Linked DNA regions of Homo sapiens: region 2 is linked to region 1. Evidence: read pairs that join two places in POLR2A ChIA-PET (ENCODE). Cell type or tissue: HCT116. All regions are shown on one strand. Links, peaks and the distances in the headings refer to the core of each region. The heading gives the core; the rest is flanking DNA.

Region 1 (4,398 bases), core at 213-4,212:
GCCTGCAATCCCAGCACTTTGGGAGGCCGAGGCGGGCGGATCACGAGGTCAGGAGTTTAAGACTAGCCCGGCCAACATGGTGAAACCCCATCTCTACTAAAAGTACAAAAAAATTAGCTGGGTGTGGGGGTGCACACCTGTAATCCCAGCTACTCGGGAGACTGAGGCAGGAGAATTGCTTGAACCAGTACCCAGGAGGCGGAGGTTGCAGTGAACCAAGATCATGCCACTGCACTCCAGCCTGGTGACAGAGTGAGATTCATTCTCAAAAAAAAAAAAAAAAAAATTTGGTTAACAAGTGAAATCAGTGGTTAACAAGTTTTAAAATAAGGTTATATTCTGGACATTTTTGGTTTTTCTTTGAATGGAGCACTGGAAATTGACTACAGGGGCTGAAAAAGGAAAGACTAAAGAAATCATCTAATTTTATTCACCACAGTAGTTTGACTTGTGACCACAGAAAGAACAGTGCTAATACCAGGGCAATTTGCCTGATTCTTGAAACTAGTAACTGTGCCTAAAATAGTTTGGAATGGTAGTTAGCTCGAGAAAATCCAGAGTGGTAGAGAACTGTGACTTTAGGATAAATTTTTCTACCAACTTGCATAGCAAGCTCCCCACCAAAGCAGTGAGTATTGCACAAATTTTTTTAAATCAAAACTCGTGTTCATCAAATCTCTAAACCAAGATATCCTCCACATTAGTTACTACATGATTCCTTTTCGCATTTGTGGTTCTTATCACAGTTTCTATTTAGGTGATGTTTAATTAGCCAATTATTTCAAATATTTCATCACTGCTTACCTTTTAAGGTGCTTTAATTGATTTTTATAAAGACCAAAATTTTGAGGAAGCAAATGACATGATCTAAATGCTGGCTTGGGTGGGTACAATCTCTTTGTTATATAGAATAACTTCTTATTGTCATGGTAAGAAGAGATGAGAATTAAATGCATGGTTTCAAGGAGAAAAATTTGTGGGTATAAATTGGATCGAGATATCATTGCTTCAGAGCAAGGGTCAGCAAACCCAGCCCACTGCCTGTTTCTATATGGCCTACAGGCTAAAAATGGTTGTTACATCTTTAAAAGGTTGGGAAAAAATCAAAAGAATATTTCATGACACATGAAAAGTTTATGAAATTCAAATTTCAGGGTCCACAAATAAAGTTTTTTTGGAACACACCTATTCATGTATGTATTGTGGAGGGTTGCTTTTGCCCTACAGTGGCAGAGTTTATAGCTGGAACAGAAACCATATGTGGCCCAGAAACTCTAAAACATTTACTCTCTGGCCCCTTACAGAAAAAGTTTGCCGACCACTGCTGTAGAGCATGTGTTTGATAAAATTGCTGATTTTTGAAACTTAGTACTGTATAATGAGAACTTGAGCGTGTCCCCTTAAGTTCTAGTTTCACCTGAGGAAAGTAGGGACTCACTGTATCAAATATTAATGGCAAAACCACAATTACTTTGCACCAAACTTAGTAGCAGCCAAGCTTCCCTTCTGCGCACCAAGGGTGGAGTACAAGCCCTTGTCAGCTGGGCGATGCTCCATGGTACTCAGAAAATGGCCCATAACCAAACGGGCCAGGCAGGTAAACCACAGTCTGAATAGGACCCTGCCACCAGCACCACTGACAGACATCCAGTGCCACCAGTGCTGGAAATTATTTCTAAGTTGTCCTTGCATCTTTGCAACATAATCTCAAGGGTTGTGGTCCTGGAAAGAATTTTCTGGTTGACCACAGTGCCCAAACCTGCTTGTTACAGATAGTAGGGAAGTGAGGTAGACACTTAACTCACTCTTAATTTGCTGCTTTTCAGCTCATCCCTCCCATTATGATGCACAAAGAGATCTCACTTAAATGAGAAGCACTCCTAGGCAGCCAGAGAGTAAATATCAGACATCTTTTTTGCTTCTTTAAGTGTGGTCCATGGACCAGCAGCATCAGTGCCCTCTGGAAGCATATCAGACATGCAGACCCAGACCTAACCTAATCAGAATTTGCATTTTAACAAGATCTCCAGGTGATTTGCTTATGCGTTAAAAATTGACAAGCAACACAAATGAAGTTCTAATTTGGCAGGATTTCAGGCAGTATTATGAAGTGACAGGAAATATTTAGGCAGTTTGGGCACATATATTTTTGGCCCTGGGAGGTTACCTATAAGCATGACAGATCTGCCTGACAATCTATGCCCCTGAGTAATGCCTGCTTTTTACAATTTCTTTCTTTCTTAAGCCCTCAGATTTAGAACCTCCAAAATTATAGCATTCCCCTTGACAGCTCACTAGGAGTCCTGATGGTAAAAGTGGGCGGTGAGACAGTGACCATCTAGATGTGTGGGTTGTTTGTAAATAACAGCTTGCCTGTGTAGGTCACAGAGCCAAAAATTATTTTAAAAGGACAAAGGTGAGTTATTGACCTCTAATATAAATTCAAAAATGGAAGCTTGATATGAACCTGGTCACACTTGGATTCAAATCTTAGCTCTGTCTCTTATTTTGTGATTTTTATATAACTTACATAACCTTCCTGAGCCCGAATGTTCTCATCTCTAAAACGGGGTTAATAATTTAAGAGATAATCTATGTAAAGGACGTACCATAGTGCCCAGCCAGGACTATGTACTTCATTAATTGTAGCTATCATGTGTTTTAATTTGCTGCATTAGGAGACCATGGTTCTTTATGCTTTAGTTCACTAAAGTGTTACACATTATCAACTCATTTTGCAGTGGGATTGTTAGAACCACTAATGCTGAATGGTCTATGTTGAGTTTTAGAATTACCGATTCTTAGACATTCAACTTCTCTTTCTGCCTCCAGTTTCTGTACTATGAGGCATCATAGAGTACAGTTGTTTATATCATGAGGTTAATTTGAAAAATTGCAATCATGAATGTTGGAGAGATAAAAGTACATATTTGAAAAACTGCTGAATCCACTAAAGATATTCTTTAAATATGACTTCTGGAATATTGCCACTAGTGGCCACAATAGAAAAATCTCAGCAGAACCTTTCATAAGACAGAAGTGATTACTTTTAGGTATTATAAACCTTCTAAAATTTACTTCCAACAGTCTTTAGTGGTAAAGGTAAACAGATCTCTCCAAGCACAGGGCAGCGGTTTGTTTGTTTGTTTGTTTGTTTTTTGAGACTGAGTCTCTCTCTCTCTGTTGCCCAGGCTGGAGTGCAGTGGTGTATTCTCAGCTCATTGCAACCTCTGCCTCCTGGGTTCAAATGATTCTTGTGCCTCAGCCTCCCGAGTCAGCCTCCCGAGTAGCTGGGACTGCAGGCATAAGCCACCAAAACCCAGCTAAATTTTTTTTTTTTTTTTTTTTTTTGCATTTTTAGTAGAGCCGGGTTTTTGCCATGTTGCCCAGCCTGGTCTTGAACTCCTGGGCTCAAGCAATCCGCTCACCGCGGCCTCCCAGAGTGCTGGGATTACAGGCATGAGCCACTGCACGTGGCTCATGGTTAGTTTCTTAATCATGTCCTATAACTGATCATTTGTCCACTTTTCATTTGAGAATATATCACCTTTTAATATTGATTCCAAAAAAATATGAATTGAAATTATTTTCACAGCTAAAATGTTTTGGCCACCATGCCCACGAAGTTATTAAAATAAATTATTTATTGAAAAGCAAGATAGGTTTCCCATTTACCATTTTAATTTTTATTGTCTTGTAAATTAAAGAACACAGTTATAAAGTAGAGACCCAGCTAATAAAGCTTAAACAAGTTGTTAATAAATGAACTGGGTGCATAAAATCCTTAAACCACATCTTCATTAGCAATGAGGCATCTTTATCCTCAATTGATTAAACGTTTCACTCACATAACAGTTTTGCCAAAGACACCTCTAACATGAAGGTCCTAGGTTACTTCTAACTAGAATCTAAATATAGAACTGCAGAAAAATAATTGTGCTAGCCTTTGAAGTGCATGGCTGTAATGTACCAAAAGAAAGAAATGGGCTTTTAATTTTTATTTGATGTATTTTTTTGAGACAGAGTCTCTCTCAGTGTGTTGCGCAGGCTGGAGTGCAGTGGCACAGTCACAGCACGCTGCAGCCTCAACCTGCTTGGGCTCAAGTGATCCTCCCACCTCAGCTTCCTGAGGAGCTGGGACTACAGGTGTCTGCCACCACACCCAGCTAATTTTAAAATTTTTTAGAGAGATGGGATCTTGCTATGTTGCCCAGGCTGCTGTCAAACTCCTGGAGTTAAGTGATCCTCCTGCCTCAGCCTCCCAAAGTGCCAGGATTACAGGTGTGAGCCACTGCGCCCAGCCACAGCAATGTTTTATTAATAATAGCCAAGCAATGTTATCACTCCTGGCCAGGCAATATAGGGAACACTCTGTCAGAAATAAAATGTGTGGGGATT
Region 2 (4,398 bases), core at 319-4,318, 130 kb after region 1:
GTAGGTCCCCTTTACAGTTGTATCTCCAGACCCAAGTGCAGCTTTTGGTCATTGGACGTGTTCAATAAAGTTTGTTGGACAACTTAATGAAAGAGTAAACAAATTAAATTTCTGGTTCTCCAAGCTTTTCTTTTTTGTTTTTTTTTTTTTTTTTTTTTTTTTTTGAGACAGAGTCTTGCTCTGTCGCCCAGGCTGGAGTGCAGTGGCGCGATCTCGGTTCACTGCAACCTCTGCCTCCCCAGTTCAAGTAATTCTCCTGCCTCAGCCTCCTGAGTAGCTGGGACTACAGGTGCCTACCACCGAGTCCAGCTAATTATTGTATTTTTAGTAGAGACGGGGTTTCACCATCTTGGCCAGGCTGGTCTTGAACTACTGACCTCGTGATCCACCCGCCTCAGACTTCCAAAGTGCTGGGATTACAGGCATGAGCCACCGCACCTGGCCCCTCCAAGCTTTTCATGGTAATAGAAGAGTATCTTAATACAGAAACAGGCATTTGTGTTTTCTTTTTTCTTCTTTTTTTTTCTTTTTTGAGATAAGGTCTTGCTCTGTCATCCAGGCTGGGATATAGTGGCATAATCATAGTTTGCTGCAGTCTCAACCTCCCAGGCTCAAGTGATCTTCTCACTTCAGCCTCTCAAGCAGCTGGGATCACAGGCATGTGCCACCATAGTTGGCAAACTTTTTTTTGTATTTTTTGTAGAGATGAGGGTCTCACTATGTTGCCCAGGCTGGTCTTAAACTCCTATGCTTAAGTGATCCATCCACCTTGGCTTCTCAACGTGCTGGGATTACAGACATTTGTGTTTTATGAAGTTGTGTCTCTCAAACTTGATGGTCTAGTGGCTACTTTGGTGAGTCCGAAAAATCAACCAAACAAAAAAACAGAAAACAAAAAACCCTTTTAAATTTTTCTAACCTTTTCTAATAGTCACTGCATAGCATCTTCCCATGTGTAAAGGCATATCCTTTGAACTTTAGAGGGTGACGTGGGCATGAGTCTCTGTACCTCATGGATTCCTCAGAATTCTATGTGATTCTGAAATGTTGACCTATTTCTCTTGCTAGTGAGCAAGAGAAATACTGAGGCCAGTAAACTAGCTGTCTTAGCGCCTCACCTCTTCTGGACATATCGCTGGTAAAGCCCATTTCCAAGTGTCTTGCACTAGTGGAGATGTGTGTTGTATGGTGTCCTCATCAAGAAAAAACACATGTTTGCTTGCTGAAATTTTGGACAATTTCCTTCTAACAAAGGCCCTTGCCTGCCTGTCTTTAAAATCCCAGCCTGGGGTAGGCACGGTGGCTCACATCTGTAATCCTAGTGCTTTGGGAGGCTGAGGCGGGATGATCACTTGAGGCCGAAGTTCGAGACCAGCCTGGACAATATAGTGAGACCCTGTCTCTACAAAAAATGTTTAAAAGAAATTAGCCAGCATGGTGGCACATGCCTGTAGTCCCAGCTACTCTGGAGGCTGAGGCAGAAGGATCATTTGAACCCAGGAGCTCAAGGTTACAGTGAGCTATGATCATGCCACTGCACTGCACTCCAGCCTGGGCAACAGAGACCCTGCCTGTAAAATAAATAAATAAATAATAAAAAAAATTAGAATCCCAGCCTGACTTATGACTAAATTTGTTCACTAAGTGGTGAGAGATGCTAACATTAAGTGCTGGTATATATGCTGCATCAGAGATGGCCCTTCCAACAACCATGTGTTGTGAAACTATTTTATGCATGTGGTCCACTAGTAGGAAAAGGCATTCTAGTCAGTACTGTCAAGAGTTCAGGCAGAGGCATGACATATGTATATTTTAAAGAAGGAGCAACAGTTGGGAATGGACAAAAGACACAGCCAGGGCACCCTCAGAAGCCTGTAATTATACTAGTAACCAAACCTTCCCATAGGAGAGCTCATTTTCAGAGAGGTGAAACTGCATCTGAAGACATGTTTCTGAGACATGAATACTGAGATTGCTTTACCTAGGCATTGGCAATAAAACATCTTTATGTTGATCACATCTTTCCCAGAGACATCAGAAAAGAACATGACTCACCTCATTGGTCTAAAAAGGACACTCTGCTTCCCTTCTTAAAACCTTCCATGGTGTTGTTCCACTTTTGGTTTTGAATTATAGAAAGATGAATATTTTTGTCCCTGAGCCAGGAAGGCTGTGTGCCACGTGTCTTTTACACAGCAGCTACATTTCACAAAAAAGTGTTTTTTACCTGATTTTTCCTGTGGCATTTTAGAAATTTGCACTGGACTTTCTAACATTCATTTCTTCTGTCCCCAAGGCACCATCGTGAGTCAGTGGGAGGAAAAACATTAACTTCACTTAAGCCTGGAGAAAGGTTGAGTGGCATGTCCAGAATCACACAGTGACTCAGAATACCTGCCTGGGCAGTTTCTTCATCTGTTAGAAGGTTCACTTTTCAAACAGCAGGAGATATTTATTCATTTTGGAAGTCTCTTCTGTTGTGTTTCTAAATGGTCAACCTCTAGATTAAGGGAGGAAATCACCCAGTTTTCACTAGCTACCACAAGCCAACACAGTGAACATAAAAGCTTGTAGAAAGATTATTCCCTCAGGATAAATCAATAGTTGGTTATCATCATGCTTGAGAAGTGTTTTTGGAAGTGAGCTCAAGCTTTGGAAATTGATTTCATAGAGCAGGTCGGTGTCCTCATGACCACCTGCACCCCAACAGTGTCCCTGCAAGACAAACACCCTGGAGGAGCAAGACCAACATCATTGCCCACCTGACATTTAAAAATTTTCTCATATTTGGGTGAAAGCTGACTTTTCAAATATCTGGTTCACCACTTTTTCAGTCTTTTCTTAGATGCTTGCATTGTAGAAAAATGTTAGGTAGAGAATTAAGGCAATTTAACAATCACTTTCCACACTCCAGAAGTTTAGGATACCACCTTTAGGCCAGCTCATGTTTTTAATCAACTCATGATAACTATTGGTTCTAAATGAAAAGTTTCCCTTTTTATTGTTTAGCTGTGGTTGAAATTTGCATTTTCTCTGAATCAATAAAATAATCTTAGAAGTTGGTTGGCATCCTCTCAGATTTTCCTGCTCCTGTTGGGGCACAAAAATTCTCTTTGGTTCTACTTTACCCTTTGCATGTTAAGCAATCCTAGTTCCCTTACCTCTCCTGATCCTTTCCCCTCTCCTTCCAGCTGATGGCTCCTCTCTCATCCTGCTGGGAGGTTCCTGACTACGTTCTCTGGGGTAGTTCAGAAATCTACCCTCACCAGCAGCCCTCACTCTCCAAAACAAAAACCAGACAACTCTTGGTTTGGTACTTTATTATGCTAAAAATAAAATAAAGAAAAAAAGAAGCACAAAATGACTCATACACATTCCCTCAGACTAACAGGGGGAGTGACTCACCTTCCCTCCTCAGCATGTATCACTCACGTCTTATGGGTTAGGACATGGAATCATGTGTAGGTTTCTCTGCCACTTTCTAGAGCCAGTTAAATTCTAAGATCCTCAAAAGTTTAGTAGTCATAAACTGATTATTAAATGCTTAGGCATCAAATATGGTAATGAAACGAAAATAGGTCTTCCATGAAGACACTGGCTACAACAATGACCAGAGAAGAAAATCCCTGGAATCTTAACATGGTGATTTCTCGTTGCTCACCAAGATGTGTGGGTTTCCCTTCACTGATGATACTCAGGCGAGCTACTCCTACTGCCCATGACAAAGAGAACTCAAGAAGGCAAACTTTCTTTACAAGTTAAAGGTAAAATAAGCTAGATTTATCTTTTTGACAAGTTTAAAATATATACTTAGAATATAATTTATAAAATGCTTAATCTGCTGACTCCAGAGCCTGCAGTGCAGGGTGGGGTGGGGGTGGGCAGCTGCCCACTACACCAGCAGAGCAAGAGTGCAGAGGTGCGGCTCTGCCTCCCACCCCCTTCTGTTCAGACACCCAAGGGGCCCCATGCACCCCTGAAATCACACAACTAGTTTCTACAGATTTTAGATACAAGAAATTATAGACACTGGCTTCAGTTATTCAAAAGCAAGAGCTTGGGCTTTTTGATCCTTTAATTAAAGTTCTTGTTCCAAAAAACATGTGCAAACACAACCTTTAACAGCTCAATTTCTAAAAATTATTTCATAAAAGGAGGAGAGTGAACAATCCTCTATGTATATGTTCTACAGGACAAATCTTATCACCAATTACTAAAGCAGGGAAGTGCAGCTTGTCAAAAAGTCCTTACTGGAGAGGCGGTGGGGGATGGGGGATGGAGAATATGAAAATGTCATTAAGGATGAGAGCCTAGACACTATAAAAGATGCAGCACCTCAGAGCAGCCCAGCCAAAATGAGAGGTGGCAAAGCTACTCTTTTGTCTGTGAAATTTGCAT

The links. ChIA-PET counts read pairs that join two places held together with the same protein. Peaks named below come from ENCODE experiments on the same cell type or tissue, not always from the same donor. Only the 100,000 strongest peaks of a DNase experiment are listed, where the experiment ranks them.
Region 2: POLR2A ChIA-PET joins it to region 1 with 6 read pairs; 4 of 35 experiments call an interaction of 5 or more read pairs at or near these places.

The regions. Positions count from the first base shown.
Region 1 is chr13:30,563,232-30,567,629 of GRCh38, reverse strand. It overlaps a transcript of HMGB1 not described here. Among named protein-coding and RNA genes, the nearest start is that of USPL1, 52 kb to the left of the region's middle. In HCT116, for the core only: no CTCF peak of the experiment used is centred there; no DNase peak of the experiment used is centred there.
Region 2 is chr13:30,429,418-30,433,815 of GRCh38, reverse strand. It overlaps UBE2L5 (ubiquitin conjugating enzyme E2 L5), which reads right to left. Exons shown (of 4, transcript NM_001355247.2): 4 at 4,058-4,398. Among named protein-coding and RNA genes, the nearest start is that of UBE2L5, 9.1 kb to the right of the region's middle. In HCT116, for the core only: no CTCF peak of the experiment used is centred there; DNase peaks (open chromatin) are centred at 2,345 and 3,415; H3K4me3 peaks cover 2,667 bases; H3K27ac peaks cover 3,200 bases.